Linked DNA regions of Homo sapiens: region 1 is linked to region 2. A link is a loop called in an ENCODE intact Hi-C map of the cell type or tissue named here. Cell type or tissue: heart right ventricle. All regions are shown on one strand.

Region 1 (8,000 bases), 730 kb before region 2:
TGCACCACCACACCTGGCTAATTGTTGTATTTGTAGTAGAAACAGGGTTTCACCATGTTGGGCAGGCTGGTCTCGAACTCCTGACCTCAAGTGATCCGCCCACCTTGGCCTCCCAAAGTGCTGGAATTACAGGTGTGAGCCACCGCCCCCAGCCACCACAATTATTTTCTTATCTCACGGAACTAATTTATACTGATTGAAAAAGCTTTTACAGACCAACATAGATATTAAATTTTAATTGTATATTATAAGACAAAAATATAAGCAAAATTAATTGAGACATTCCTAAAATTTCTTCACGGTCAGAATATAACAAACACTTCTCAATCACTTCTCAATTAAGAGTTGTTGGTGTCTATATTTTTCCACATAATAACATCCTATGTGCTATCTATCCAGAGTTTGGTGAGGCAGTATTTCTTCAAAATGTGCTCTTTTTGTTTCCAGAACTTTCTCGCCATCCACTGACACCCATTCTGATGCTGAAAGTTGATCTTATACTTTGCCGTTCTGTTCCCATTGCGCTTTACATATTATAACACTATGTCTCAATGTCAAATCATAATGTAGCTTTTTGGAAAAAGTTTTAGTAGGCAATTGATCTCAAGAAATAAATGGCACCACTAGTGTCCGTAACTAAATAGAAGTGACAGCACTATGAGCAACTATGACCAATATGATGCATAGATGGACAATGACAATTATGTTCTTGGCAGCCACCTGACTGACTGTATAACAATTGTAGGATTTCATAGATACCAAAATGTGAAAAAAATATGCCTCTGAGAATCAATAAAACATAATATATACAAGCATATTAACAGTAGCATTGTCTGTAATGACAAAAACTTGAAAGGGAAAAAAAATACCCAAATAACCTTCTATAGATAATAAGTTAATAAATTAGTATACCTTTATGTGATAGAATACTGTGCTTCCCTCAAAGAGAATGAGATGACAATACATGAATTGGTATGGAAGTATGTCTACAGGATATTGTAAGGCCAAAAGTCAAAGAATAATATAAAAAAGCAAAATGAAGAATAATATATATATAATTATTTCATTTTTTAAAATTACACACACACATATGCTCAAGTAACCTAACAGTAGTGGTGAGTCTGCAGCTCCTTCTGCTCACAGGAAATGTCTCACTGGCTCAGTTCATTCAGTTCCACCCGGGTCAGGGAGTGACATTCTCACTCTAGGTTCGCTTCCCTCCATTCAAGTGGCTTTACAGTTTCAGCCACAGGCAGGTTGAACCCATGATGCATTCAATGAGGAGAAAAGGATCCCCAGTAGAGCTCATCCCAAGTCCCTTCCTAGTGCTCTCAGATCCTTTGCTATGAAAGATACGTGCGGTGGTCTCTCATACAAATCTTCCTTCTCTAATGCATTTTTAGTGGTTACTCTGTGTTCTCTCTCTTTTCTCCACCCGCTGGGCCAATGTGATCTAGAATCCTGAAGTTGAAAAACCAGAACTGCAAGAATGCCTCAAAAAAGAGAAAATTAAGCTCTTAATGAAACTTTGTTTCTGCTTCATTTGTATGGGCAAGCGACTCTTGGCAAAATCAATCACTATTTCCTCTCTGCTCCTGTGGTACCCTGCAAATACCTCAAATATGCTTCATATATTGTATTATTGATCTTTGTCTATCACCCCCGTTGAACTGATAGCTCCTTGAAGAGAGAGACATCTTCTTAATCTTTGCACTCTCAGTGTCTAGGGCAGTGATTTAAACAATCACAGCAGCTATGATTGTTCAAATGCAATCAGCAATAAGGGGAAAGCTAAGCAAATGGTATTGCATTGACCCAGTGGAATATAAGTACTCTGAGTAAGACATGCTTTCTGCCCATAACATGCATTTCACCTAGGAGAGAAGTTATGGCCTATGTAAGTACAGTTTTAAAAACAAGGGAGTATATAATAAATGTCAGAAAGTAAATGTAAGTAATAGTTAACATTTGATAGACATTCATCTTGTGTCAGGTATTGTGCTGTTTCTCCATGTGCTTTAATCCATTTGGTCTTCACAACAAGCCCACGATATGGATATTGTTATTCCCATGTTCACAGTTAAGGCAACTGGGACACATAGAGGTGAAATAACTTGTCCGAAGTTACAGAGATAGTAAGTGGCAGATCTGGGATTTGAATTTAGATCATCTGACTCCAGAGGAACTGTGCCAAACTACTACCTATACTTCCTGTTAAAATAGGTTACGGGAATTCAGAAAGAAAGATACTTATCAGCTTGAAAGGTGGGAAGTGGAAATCATGGAAGAAAGAAATCTATGAACTCAAGAAAAGGGAGTGGGCTCCAGGTAGAAGAAATGGCATGAACAAAGACACGGAGGTGGAAAAGTTAGCACGTAATATATTACCGATCAGAGTTCCAATCATCAAAGATAATGGTGGCCCCTTAAATATAACTCACTACGCATCCTCCAAAATATTCTTCAGATCAGCAAGAAGATCAAATAAAACAACATATGCAGTAAGCCGAGATTGCACCACTGCATTCCAGCCTGGGTGACAGAGTGAGACCCTGTCTCAAAAATAAAATAAAATAAAACAACATAAAACAGAAGCTGTCATCATAAAAGGAAAATAGAAAACATTACAAACTTTAAATTACTGTTAAGGCCGGGTACAGTAGCTCACACCTGTAATCCCAATACTTTGAGAGGCCGAGGTGGAAGGATTGCTTGAGCCCAGGAGTTTCAGACCAGCCTTGGCAACATAGCAAGACCCGCCCCTCTCACCACCATCTCTACAAAAAATAAAAAAGTTAGCTGAGCATGGTGGCGGGAGCCTGTAGTACCAGCTACTCGAAAAGCTGAGGTGGAAAGATTGCTTGAGCCCAGGAGGTCAAAGCTGCAGTGAGATGTGTCCTGCCAGGCTGGGTGACAGAGCGAGACCTTGCCTCAAAAAAAAAAAAAAAAAAATCTGTTAAATAGAAAAATAAATATGAAATTCCAGCAAAATTATCTCTCAATCTCCCACAAGTCCTTGTGAAGAGTGAGGGGTGATAGAAGGGATGTGTGAAATAGAAAAGAGGGAAGCAAGGTGGCCCAGAGTAAGCTAGGTTCACTCCCAGCAAGAGAAACTCCACTCTAACTATGAAAAAAAGAAAGAAAGAAAGAGAGAGAGAGAGAAAAAAAGAAAGAAAGAAAGAAAGAAAGAGAGAGAGAGAGAGAGAGAGAGATCTGGTGTATAGACAGAGCACTGACTACAAGGAAAGGATTAAAAGTCCATGAGTTGTCAGGTAGTGGTAAGAAAACGGCATTGCTTCTGGGAAAGAAAAGGATAAAAGGGAAGGAATGGGTGTCCTTTGGAGACTAAGCAGTGGTGGGCAACAGAAGCGAGAGGGAAATGCAAGATCCTACAAGGCAAAAGAGAACCTAAAATGAGAAGAATACATGATTCATGCCCAGTCTTATCAAAACAAACAAACAAACAAACAAAAAAAACCTTTAAAGAAACTGCATTTCACTCAGTGACAGAAGAGGGCACTCTTAACCTAGAAATCTTGTTAACCATCCTAAACCAGCAATTCTGTCCTGGGAATTAACAGACAAAAGCAGTTTGTATTTTATATATATATACATATATAAAATATACATATATAATATACATATAAAATAAAAACAATGCAGCTTGTAAAAAGCTCTACATTTTTTTAAACCCACAAACTGGGGTGGAGGGGGAGTCCTATACATTAATAAACTGAAATAAGTATCCTCAAGCATTTGGGGATATGAAGAAAACTCCTTGAGTCAGAAATTTTAAAACTTCTTTTTTTCTTTTTTGAGATGAAGTCTCTTTCTGCTGCCCAGGCTGGAGTGCAGTGGCACGATCTCTGCTCACTGCAGCCTCTGCTCACTGAACCCTGCTGGGTTCAAGTGACTCTTCTGCCTCAGCCTCCTGAGTAGCTGGAATTACAGGTGTGCACCACCAAGCCTGGCTAATTTTTGTATCTTTAGTAGAGACGGGGTTTCACCATGTTGGCCAGGCTGGTCTTAACTCTTGACCTCAAGTGATCCGCTCACCTCGGCCTCCCAAAGTGCTGGGATTACAGGTATGAGCCACTGAGCCAGGCCTAGGAAATTTAAAACTTAAAACATAAATGGACACAAAAAATAGGGAGGAAATGAAACAGGTGACTAAGTTCAGGAAAAAATAATGAAAATACAAAATCACATTAGAAATAATAAAGACTAAATTTCATGGTGCCTAAAGAAGGGTAGATTGAATAAAAGGCATTGAAGAAATATAGGAAAACAACTGAAAATAATAAAAATGAGATCAAAAAGAAGTTAAAAGGGTCAAAAATAAAGTGAATGAAGTGGAATATAGGCAAAGATCCAACACATGTATAATTAAATTATCTGAAGAAGATAAACAAGCATGAAACAGAATTAGTGTTTAAAACTACAATTCAAGATAACTTTACAAGAATAAAGAGACCTGAGTAGAAATACTAAAGGGATACACTGGGTACCTGTGAAATCTGACCCACAACAATCAACCCCAAAATGTATCCAAGTAAAACTATTAGATTTTAAAGATAAAGGAAGAAATCCTCAGGGTCTTCACTCAAAGAAATAAACATAACATCCAAGGGCAAAAGAATCAGGCTGCATCAGACTTCTCAAAAGCTACATAGAAAGCAAGGCAAGAAAAGAACTGAATCTTTTTAAGACACTCAAACCAAGAAAGTGTGAATTAAGATTTTTATATCTAGCCAAGCTACCTTTCAAATATCAAGGCTATACAGATACAATTCTAAATATCCAAGAACTCAAGGAATACTGTGCTCTTAAGGAATCTACTAGAAAATGAGCTTCATCCAAGAGATAAACTGAGGAAACTTCAGTAAAAGGATTGGTGATAAGCATTTGCTGTATTCAATTGTAGCTCTAAGACAAAAATAAAGATGGGGCGAGGCGGAAGAGTGATATATAAATGCTATATGTTTTCATAAAGTAGAAATAATGCAACTGAAAAACTGAGAGGAAAAGGGATGCAGAAAAAGGAAAATAGAATAAACTAGTTGATTCAATAGTTGAATGTCATAAAGGCAATAAATGAATTAAAGTATGCCATTAAAAACTGTCAAACCAGGCCAGGTGCAGTGGCTCAGACCTGTTAACTCCAGCACCTTGGGAGGCCAAGGTAGGAGGATCACTTAAGGCCAGGAGTTCAGGACTAGCCTGGGCAATATAGGGAGAACCTGTCTCCACTAAAATAGAAAATGAAAATAACAAAATTAGCCAAGCATGGTGGTTGTAGCCCCAGCTATTTGGGAGGCTGAGGTCGGAGGATCACTTGAGCCCAGGAGTTCAAGGCTGTTGTGAGCTATGATCATGCCACTGTACTTCAGCCTGGGAGTGAGACCACATCTCAAAAAACAAACAAACAAACAAACAAAAACTGACAAACCAGCTGAGTGTGGTGGTTCCCGCCTGTAATCCCAGCACTTTGGGAGGCCAAAGGTGGGAGGATCACTTGAGGTCAGGAGTTTGAGACCAGCATGGGCAACAAAGAGAGACCTTGTCTCTACAAAAAGTTTTAAAATTAGCTGAGCACAGTGGCTTATGCCTCTAGTCCCAGCTACTCAGGAGGCTGAGACAAAAGGATCACTTGAGTCTGGGAAGTTGTGGCTACAGTGAGCTATGATCAATCCACTGCACTCCAGTCTGGGCAACAGGGTGAGATCCTGTCTTAAAAACAAACAAATAAACAAACAAACAAAAAACCTGACAAACCAGATGGTGAAAAGTTAAATGAGAAAACAGAAGAGAGGGCGTTTTTTAAAGGTATAAAGGTAACCACTAGAAAAATGTAAACCTTCCTTTAAAAATTAATAAATAAAGCAAAGAAAATCCATCACACAGAGAAAGAAATGCAGAAAATATAACACAATACATATAGCAGTTGTAACATAAAATAATAGGATGGAGTTGAAACTATAAGAAAGTAAGCACTGCAATCTCTATATAAGACAAAGTAGAATTCAAATCAAAAAGCATTAAATATGACAAAGGACCACTTTTAATGCTAAAAGCCACAAGTCACAATGAAGATATAGTACAACCACCTTTGTAAAGCAAAAGAAAGTATAAGAAAGGATATAATAGTTATGAAAGCAGAAACTGGCCAGGTGCGGTGGCTCACACCTGTAATCCCAGCACTTTGGGAGGCCAAGGAGGGTGGATCACCTGAGGTCAGGAACAGCCTGACCAACATGGTGAAACCCTGTCTTTACTAAAAATACAAAAATTAGCTGGGCGTGGTGGTACATGCCTGTAGTCCCATCTACTCGGGAGGCTGAAGCAGGAGAATCGCTCGAACCCGGGAGGCGGAAGTTGCAGCGAGCTGAGATCGCGCCACTGCACTCCAGCCTGGGTGACAGAGCAAGATTCCATCTCAAAAAAAAAAAAAAAAAAAAAGAAAAGAAAAGAAAAGAAAGCAGAAATAATGATATAGAGCGAGAATCAAGAAGTTTTATCTATAAAGGGCCAGATAAGTAAATATTTTAGGCTTTCCAGGCTGACAGTTCTGTCACAACTATTCAACTCTGCCTTTGTTCCAGTAAAACTATTTATGAAAACAGGTGACAGGCCAGATTTGTTCTGCAGGTCATAGTTTGTTAATCCCTGATATTGTGAGACAGAAAAAAAATAGTAGATCCAATTAATAAACCAAAATCTTAGAAAAACTAATAAAATAAACAAACCACTTAGCTAATTTAATCTAGAAAAGGGGCAGAAAATAAAGATAAAGGGAGAAATGATCACTGAGACAGAAGAAAATTCAAAAAGTTAAACGAAACTACTTTGCAGATCAGTGTACAAATAAATTTTAAAACTTAGACGAAATAGGTAATTCCTTGCAAAATCTGGTTTGCCAAAATTGACTCCATTAGACAGAAAAAGCTTAAACCGACCAATTTCCATAGAAAAAAATTGAGAATGTCATCAAGGAATAACCCCATAGAAAAGCCCCATACCCAGATCATTTCATAGAATTTGATGGATTCTACCAAATCATCCAAAATCAGATAGTCCAAATGCTATGTGAATTGTCCCAGGGCATAAATAATGAAGGAAACTTTACAAATTATTTTTATGAAGAAAGGAAAATACCAATGCTTAAACCTGATAAAGAGTGTCAAAAAAAATAGAGAAAAGTATAGACCAACATTACTTATAAATATTGGTGCAAAAATACTAAAGAAAATATTAGTGAACAGAATCTAACGCCACATACGACAATACACAATGACCAAGTGGGATATATTACAGGAAGGGGTAGAAGTGCAAGAAAGAGAAAAATTTGAAATTATATCAAATTTAAAAATTATAAGTAAATAAAAGTTGTTAAAATATCTTGTAGTTAGCTTTCCTTTGCATGGCACTAAGGAATATTTTAGACTAAAAAGTATGTGACCCTTTCTCTGATTCTAGCCTAGGAGAGAACAGTTTTGGAGTCTGTGTCTATACGCATGATTAGAAAATGAAGGTACTAAAAAGAATGAGATGAATCTATTGCCTTCAGAGCCACTTAGAACCCATTTAGCTGAAGGCTCCAATTCTAAGCAACTTATTCATCTTTATGAGTAAAGGTAATGGATATGGTCCCACTGAGCTGGATCTACAAGGTCACTAACTTATCTGTTAAAAGAACAAACATCTACTCTCTCCATACTTGGCACATTCAGATGATTGTATATTCCATGTAAAATATATGCCAATTTCTGGCTTGACCAACTACAAGTATGGGTTTCTCAGGCTAATGGTTTGTAAGAAAAGAAGGTAGACTTCAGGCATAACTCTTCAACCACAGAATACTGTTATAATATTTATCACTCTGTGGAAAAATATCAGAAACAACATTAAATGATTTATGGTCTTAATTATCTTTTGTTTGGACTTTAATTCTGTGAACAGGAATCCATTATGGGGGAAGTTTTATAAAGTCCACATAGATC
Region 2 (8,000 bases):
CCACACCTGGCTAATTTAAAACTTTTTTTTGCAGAGATGGGGTCTCGCTATGTTGCCCAGGCTGGTCTCAAACTCTAGGGCTCAAGCTAATCCTTCCTTCTTGGCCTCTTAAAGGGCTGGGATTACAGGCATGAGCCACCACGCCCTGCCCTAACTCTCTTCTTACTGTTGAACCTAGGGCTCAAGGAGGCTTAGTGACATGTTAGGGATCTGGTAGGGATGCAAGAACTGCATAGGCGCAGAGTCCTTCCTACTCCGCCTGTGCGGGTGGTGTGGGGATGGGAGTATCAGGCCACTTGTTCCCAATATTTCTGTCATGCTGTGCTTGAAAATTTGTCAACAATGACTTGCTCTCTGGATTTAAGTGTTGTCTTTTTTCCTCTCTCTCCAGTCCTACAATGCTAGTTCCTTTGGGAAAATCATCTGATAAGTCACAAATACCTACATTGAGTGAATTTCCCCACATCTTCACCCTTGCAAACACAGAGGAAGGTCGTGTTTCATAGGCATATGCTGGTGTGTGGGACTTGAAGAGGGGAAACAATGCAGTTAGTTGGGGGTCAGTCCAAGAATGAGTCCTTGAACTTCACCATTTTGCTAAGACAGTGAACACAGGTTTTGGGGAGGATGAAATCATAATTTTTGATGCTAGAGCTGTTCACAGCTTTTTCTTTGATGAATGACTCTCGTTCATGTGCTTAAAGATTTTCTTGGTGCTGTGAATTAAAACAGACTTTTGGCTTGAAAGAGTAAATTTATGAGATGTAGCTTGACCCATTTTTATCTTGTACTTTAATTTCTGAGAACCATGACAGTCATATAGTGTGTATCCTCATAGGGAAAAATGGCTTATGTGAGACACGGTGTAATTTGTGCCAGTAAATGAGTAAAAATCTTGTTTTGGTAAAAATCAACTCAATTTTATTTAACATTGATTTTCATTATTAAAGTGCTGCAATCACATTTCAGAAAACTTTAAAAATTGAGAAAAAGGGATGAGATTATTAATATTTTTCTGCAATGCAATGGCATTTTTGTATTATTTCTAGATTTTTTCTTATCTGTCTAAAATATAACAGTTCCAGGGTTGTGGTTTGGCAGAATGTGGCAAATTAAGCAAAACCTTTTCTATTTTCATCTAATCTGCCCCCGAAATGAGCAGTGATCTATTATCTTTACTTTTTGTTTATTTCCTCTTTGGCAAAACTTGTCAGCATATTTAGCAGAAGGTGGAGACAATTTCTTTTCACAGATTTGGATTTAGTAGCAATATCCTAAGTGGATTTTTTCTGCTAAAAGAAATTGTTAGAGTTAAGCTTGGAGGAAATGAATCAAATGTTTCTAAACAATTCTGGGGGATAGTTGAATTCTATTTCCTGACGGTAGGGAAAAAAAAAAAAACTGGCTTTTTTTTTTTTTTTTTTTTTTTTTTTTTTGAGACGGAGTCTCGCTCTGTCACCCAGGCTGGAGTGCAGTGGTGCAATCTCGGAAAACTGGCATTTTTATTCCAGCTCGTTGAATTTTTAACTGGGCTAAGTGTCCCAGACTGGTCTATTCTGTGTTGGTAAACTCTGCCATTTGGCTGTTGTGTTTGGTGGAAGGAAAATATGATCTTGCCTAGTTTGGTTATTCTAAGAGCTTTTTTCCTTCCCTTCAGCCAAGATATGCTATTCCCTTATGCTTATTTTTTTCCATTCTCTTCTTTGCAGAGTACTCGGGTGGAGTTTGACCTGCCAGAATATTCTGTTCGTCGAAGATACCAGGATTTTGACTGGTTGAGGAGCAAACTGGAAGAATCCCAGCCCACTCATCTCATTCCCGTAGGTAGTAAGTCACTACAGCTTGTTTCTCACTTGTCCTGTGTTGTCTTTCCTGAAGGGGTTCACTCAACTCTCATCCCTTAAGTTATACAGACTCACCCAGCAAACATATATAAAACATGTTAACGGACACTGTATACAATACTTCACCTATTAGGTTTTAGTTTCTGATTTGGTATATAGAAAGCCAGTTTTGCGGCTGGCTGGGCTTTCTTTAGCCACAGCGGCAGAAATCTAGCACAGAATCCATTGCCACAGTTTTTCATTTAAAAAACAAGAAACCACCTAACACTGTTTATTGAAGCAACGTGACATTTATCTACTCCAGCGCTTCCATCTGCACAGTTTTTAAAAAACAGAACCAGAGCAAAAGAAATTTAAATCTTTTTTTTTTTTTTTTTTTTGAGACAGAGTCGCACTCTCTTGCCCAGGCAGGTGCGCAATGGCATGATCGCAGCTCACTGCAACCTCCGACTCCCAGGTTCAAGTGGATCACCTGCCCCTACCAGGTTCAAGTGGATCACCTGCCCCAGCCTTCTGGGTAGCTGGGATTACAGGCGTATGCCACCACGCCCAGCTAGTTTTTGTATTTTTAGTAGAGATGGGGTTTTGCCATATTGGCCAGGCTGGTCTCGAACTCCTGATCTCAGGTGATCCACCGACCTCAGCCTCCCAAAGTGCCGGGATTACGGGTGTGAGCCACCGTGCCTGGCCTCAACATTTATATTGAGTACTTTTCTGACTACTTTTGTTAAAAGTAGAAATAATAACGGTTTGGACACCAGATGTTTCTTTGGGCCTTGGGGGCTTTAGAGCAGTTTGAGTCATAAAACTCCTCAGAGGGGCTGATTTATCTTTCAGCAAAAACCTTTGTTGAATGATAACTTCCTAGGACTACCAACTTTCTGTTACTACCGCATCTCCCAGCCTTTTTCCCCCCATGGTTAGAAGAGGCTGTGTATGTTGTGAATGCACTGGCAGTTTTCTCAGTTTTCAGGGTGAAAAGAGCCACGTTGCCAGTACTGTGATAGGAACGATGGCTCTCACCTGGGACTCAGTTCTTTCTCAGGGTATCTCCTTTTTCCTCCACATACTTTTCTGTTCTCCGAGCCTGAAGTTTTGCTTTTTCTGTCTTCTAACCACTTAAAAACATGCCTGAAGAGGAAACAGTAGTTTTTAAACAGTTGGGAATATTCCTTAAAATAGAATCTTAAGGTGGCAAAATAGGCAGTTAGTGAATAATTTTTAAAAAATAAACTGCATTTTAGAACATTATCAGAATTACAGAATTATTGTGAAGGTAGTAGAGAGAATTCTCAAGCCTCACATCCGGTATTAACATTTTATATTAGTGTGGCACTTTTGTCAAAATGAACCAGTCATTATGAAATAAACACCATTATTAACTAAAAGTCTTTTATTCCAAGTTCCTTTTTATTTTTCTTTCTTTCTTTTTTTTTTTTTTTTTTGAGATGAAGTTTACCTCTGTCACCCAGGCTGGAGTGCAGTGGCATGATCTTGGCTCACTGCAACCTCTGCCCCCGGAGTTCAAGCGATTCTTCTGCCTCAGCCTCCTGAGTAGCTGGGATTACAGGTGCACACCACCATGCCCAGCTAATTTTTGTATTTTTAGTGGAGATGAGATTTCAGCATGTTGGCCAGGCTGGTCTCAAACTCTTGATCTCAGGTAATCCTCCCACCTCGGCCTCCCAAAGTGCTGGGATTACAGGTGTGAGCCACCACGCCCGGCCCAAGTTCCTTTTTTCTGTTCCAGGATCCTACCCAGGATCCCACATTTTATTTAGCAGTCATGTCTCCTTAGGCTCTTCTTGGTTGTAACAGTTTGTCAGGCTTTCCCTTTTTTGGATGACCATGACTGTTTTGAGGAGTACTAGTCAGGAATTTTGTAGACTTGTCCCTCAGTTGACATTTGTCTGACGGCTTTCCCAATCGGGGTAATGTGTTTGGGGAGGAAACCACAGAGGCAAGCTGCCACCCTCATCACCTATCCAGGGCACGTGCTGTCAACAGTGTGCCTCACCATTGATGTGAACCTCCATCGCCTGACTTGAGGTAGTGCTGGTCAGCTTTCTTCACTGTACAATTACTCTTTCTCCCAGCCTTTTTGTACTGTACTCTTTGGAAGAAAGTCACTGTTTATTTATAGCCCACACCATGCATCAGGGAGCTGCCCTCCTGGCAGCTGGTGCCTGTGAGGTTGATACTGGAAGCGCAAAGGTAAGACAGTGACACCTGCTGGTTGAAACATAGTGTCTACTCTTCCATAGACACTAGAAGAGAATGGAAGAATTTCCGGAATGCCCAAAGTGGATCCAGAATATCTTTAAGTGTGGTTTCTGATGGTCTGGATAGAAGCAGTTGGTAGGAAGCTACTTTAGAAACAAGCAGAAACTTAATTTTTTTTCATAAATTCTTGGTACTTGCATATCTGGAGTGGAGATTTAATATGGGAGAGCCTCTCTGATTTAAGTATGAAAGTCAAACCAGCAACCAACCCCCCTCATCCGCTACAAAAAAATTTTATAGTAGCTTTGCTAGGAGGTGTCTGTCTGTTATTTAAGTGTCATCTTTGGGAGGAAGAGAGGATGGGATGAGAAGGTTATAAGGAAGACAAAGGACCCCTGCCTTGGGGAACTTATTATCAGTTGGAGACCCAGCAAACATGCAGAAATGTTCATTTCCCTTTTTAAGAAAGGATTTATTGAGATTATATAACATATAATTCACCCATTTAAAATGTACAATTCAAAGGCTTTTAGTATATTCATAAAATTGGACAACCATCAGCATTATCCATTTTCAAATCTTTTTATCACCCCAAAAAGAAACCTCACATCCCTTAGCTGTCACTTACAAACACTGTATATCTCCCAGCCCCTGGCAACCACTCATGTACTTTCTACAGATTTGCCTATTCTGGACATTTCATGTAAGTGAAATGATACACAACGTGATTTTTTTTGTTACTGGGTTTTTTCACTTAGCATATTTTCAAGGTTCATCCATGTTGTAGCATATATTAATATTTAATTCCTTTTTATTGCCATATAATATTCTAGTTTATGGATAATACCACATTTTGTCTATTCACCCTTGATGGACGTTTTGGTTGTTTCACCTTTTGGCTATTATGAGTAATGCTGCTGTGAGCGTTCATGTACAAGTTTTTCTGTGGACATGTTCCCATTTTGGGGGGGGTGTATTCTTAGGAATGTAATTGTTGAATCATACATAACTCTATAATTGGCCTTTTGAGGAACTGCCAGACTGTTTTCAAAAGTGATGACAGCAACTTACATTTCCACACGCGATGTATAGGAGTTTCTCCACATCTCCATCAATGCTGTTACTGTCTGTCTTTTGGATTGTAGCCATTCTACTGGATGTGCAGTGCTATCTCATTGTGATTTTAATTTGTATTTCCCTAATGATGTTGAGCATCTTTTCATGTGCTTTTGGGCATTTGCATATCTTCCTTGGAGAAATATCAATTAAGATCCATTGCCCATTTAAAAATTGGGGTGCCTTTTCATCCTTAAATTTTCATAGTTCTTTTTTCAAATTTTATATATATGTGTGTATATATATATGTGTGTTTGTATATATGTGTATATATGTGTGTGTGTATATGTGTGTATATATATGTGTGTGTATATAATTTTTTTTTTGAGGCGGAGTCTCGCCCTGTCACCCAGGCTGGAGTGCAGTGGTGTGATCTCGGCTCACTGCAAGCTCCGTCTCCCGGGTTCACGTCATTCTCCTGCCTCAGCCTCCCTAGTACCTGGGACTACAGGCGCCCGCCACCATGCCTGGCTAATTTTTTGTATTTTTAGTAGAAACAGGGTTTCACCATGTTAGCCAGGATGGTCTCCATCTCCTGACCTCGTGTTCCGCCTGACTTGGCTTCCCAAAGTGCTGGGATTACAGGCTTGAGCCACTGCGCCCAGCCCCATTATATGTATAAAATTTTAAGAGGCAGGAATGTTGTTTTGTCACCCAGGCTGGAGTGCAGTGGTATGATCACAGCTCACTGCAGCCTCGACCTCCCAGGATCAAGCGATTCTCCCACCTCAACCTCCTCAGGTATGTGTCACCATGCCTGGCTGGTTTTTAATTTTTTTTTGTAGAGACAAGGTGTCACTGTGTTGCCCAGGCTGGTCTTGAACTCTTGGGCTCAAGTGATCTTCCCACCTCAGCCTCTCGAATAGCTGGGACTACAGGCACCCTATGCCATCATGCCTGGCTAATTCTTTTTTTGGTAGAGACAGAGTCTTGCTATGTTGCCCAGGCTGGTCTCAAACTCCTGGCCTCAAGGGATCCTCCTGCCTTTGCCTTCTAAAGTGCTGGGATTACAGGCATGAGCCACCGCGCCTGGCCAAGAGTAACCATATGTTCTTAAAATGCCTTCTTGGAACCAGAAGTATGCTGGTTGTATATGTTTGTCATCTCATAACAGCAGTTCACTGTGTTTTTCTTCATTATGTAATAGTTGGAGCTGCCAGAAAGTCTTCATTATGACTTTTTCCCTCTGTTTTTTTTAAAGCTTTTTTGAGATATAATGGATATACAGAATAGCCTTGCACATATTTAATGCATACGATTCGATAGGCTTGTATGTACCCCTGATACCATCACCACAATCAAGGTAATAAACAGATCCATCACCTTCACAAGTTTTCTTTTGTCCCTTTGCTGTTTTGTTTTGTTTTTTTTTTTTGTAAGAACCTGTAACATAAGATGTACATAATGTGTAACATGAACATGTAACATAAGATCTCTCGTCTTATCACATTTTACAGCATGCAACACCATACAGTCATTCCCCCTTATTTGTGGTTTTGCTTTCCATGGTTTCAGTTACCTGTAGACCAAAAATATGACATGGAAAATTCCAAAAATAAACAGTTCATAAGTTTTACATTGTTTGCTGTTCTGAATAGTGTGATGAAATCTCATGCAGTCCCGCCTAGGACATAAATTATCTTTGTCCGGTGTATCCACGCTGTAGACATTGCCCACCTGTGAGTCCTTTAGTAGCCCTCTTGGTTATCAGGCTGGAGATCACAAGAAGAAGAATGAATACAGTACCATAAGATGTTTTGAGAGAGAAAGAGAAAGGCCAAATCCCCATAACACTTATTACAGAATATTGTTATAATTGTTCTGTTTTATTATTGTGAATCTCTTACTCTGCCTGATTTGCAAACTAAATTTTACTATAGGTATGTATAGGAAAAAACATATACATATATAGGTATGTATATACAGGTGGGAAGTTCACTTGAGCCCAAGAGTTCAAGACCAGCCTGGGCAACACAGTGACACCTTGTTTCTAAATTTTATTATAGGTGTGTATATATAGGAAAAACATAGTATATACAGGGTTCAATACCATCCATGGCTTCAGCATCTGCTGGGGGTCTTGGAATGTATCCCCCTAGGATAAGGGAGGATGACTGTATTGTTAACTATAGGTACCACTTTGTACAGCAGATATCTGGAACAACTTATTTATGTTTTATAACACTAGCTTTATATCCATTGAACAACTCCCCATTTCCCACTCTCCGTACCCCTGGCAACCACCATTCTATTTTCTGCTTCGGTATTTGTTCAGTGGGTTTGACACTTCTGCATTTCCTGGAGCACTAGTTACACAGCAGAGCAATTTCATGATTAGATGGGTGCCCGTATTAGATTTGGAAGATGAAGCAGATACATTGAATAAACACTTGAGTGTTTAATTTTCACTTGGAAATTTAATGTTTACCTCAGTTTTAAGGAAGAAAGCTTTCTGGAAGGATACATTTGTATTATGTCCAAGTTTTCTTTTGAGTAGTAGTAAACTCAGAGGAATTAATGAGAATAAATTTGTAATGCAACAATTTTTTTTTTAATATGAAATAATAAAAACTCCATTTTCTAGTTGGGTTCTTCTTTTTTCTACTGTTAAAAATATACCTGCGTTTAGCTTATTCAATGGATAAGTTAATAAGTATTGAAACATTGGTTCAACTTCCTAATGCTTTGCATTAAACTGGGCTTGGTGATTATTGTTTTTAATCTCTGCACTTGGTGACAAGCTTTTAATCTCTATGCTCCTTTATTTATTTGGTAGTAATTTTTGCTTAGAAGCAGTATTTTCTATTAGTTCGACAA

What was found. A loop is a pair of places that touch in the nucleus more often than their neighbours do. Peaks named below come from ENCODE experiments on the same cell type or tissue, not always from the same donor. Only the 100,000 strongest peaks of a DNase experiment are listed, where the experiment ranks them.
Region 1: a loop joins it to region 2, with 3 times the contacts of the local background. A loop is called at or near these places in 16 of 110 quality-filtered maps.

The regions. Positions count from the first base shown.
Region 1 is chr9:112,083,374-112,091,373 of GRCh38, forward strand. The region is part of intron 10 of SUSD1 (sushi domain containing 1); the gene reads right to left. Among named protein-coding and RNA genes, the nearest start is that of LINC02977, 47 kb to the left of the region's middle. RefSeq lists an enhancer at 1,082-1,161. In heart right ventricle, a CTCF peak has its summit at 3,501 (motif pointing right); no DNase peak of the experiment used is centred here.
Region 2 is chr9:112,815,996-112,823,995 of GRCh38, forward strand. SNX30 (sorting nexin family member 30) reads left to right here. Exons shown (of 9, transcript NM_001012994.2): 3 at 1,710-1,820. Among named protein-coding and RNA genes, the nearest start is that of SNX30, 69 kb to the left of the region's middle. RefSeq lists a silencer at 1,953-2,002 and an enhancer at 3,793-4,022. In heart right ventricle, a CTCF peak has its summit at 4,073 (motif pointing left); a DNase peak (open chromatin) is centred at 4,003; H3K27ac peaks cover 1,786 bases.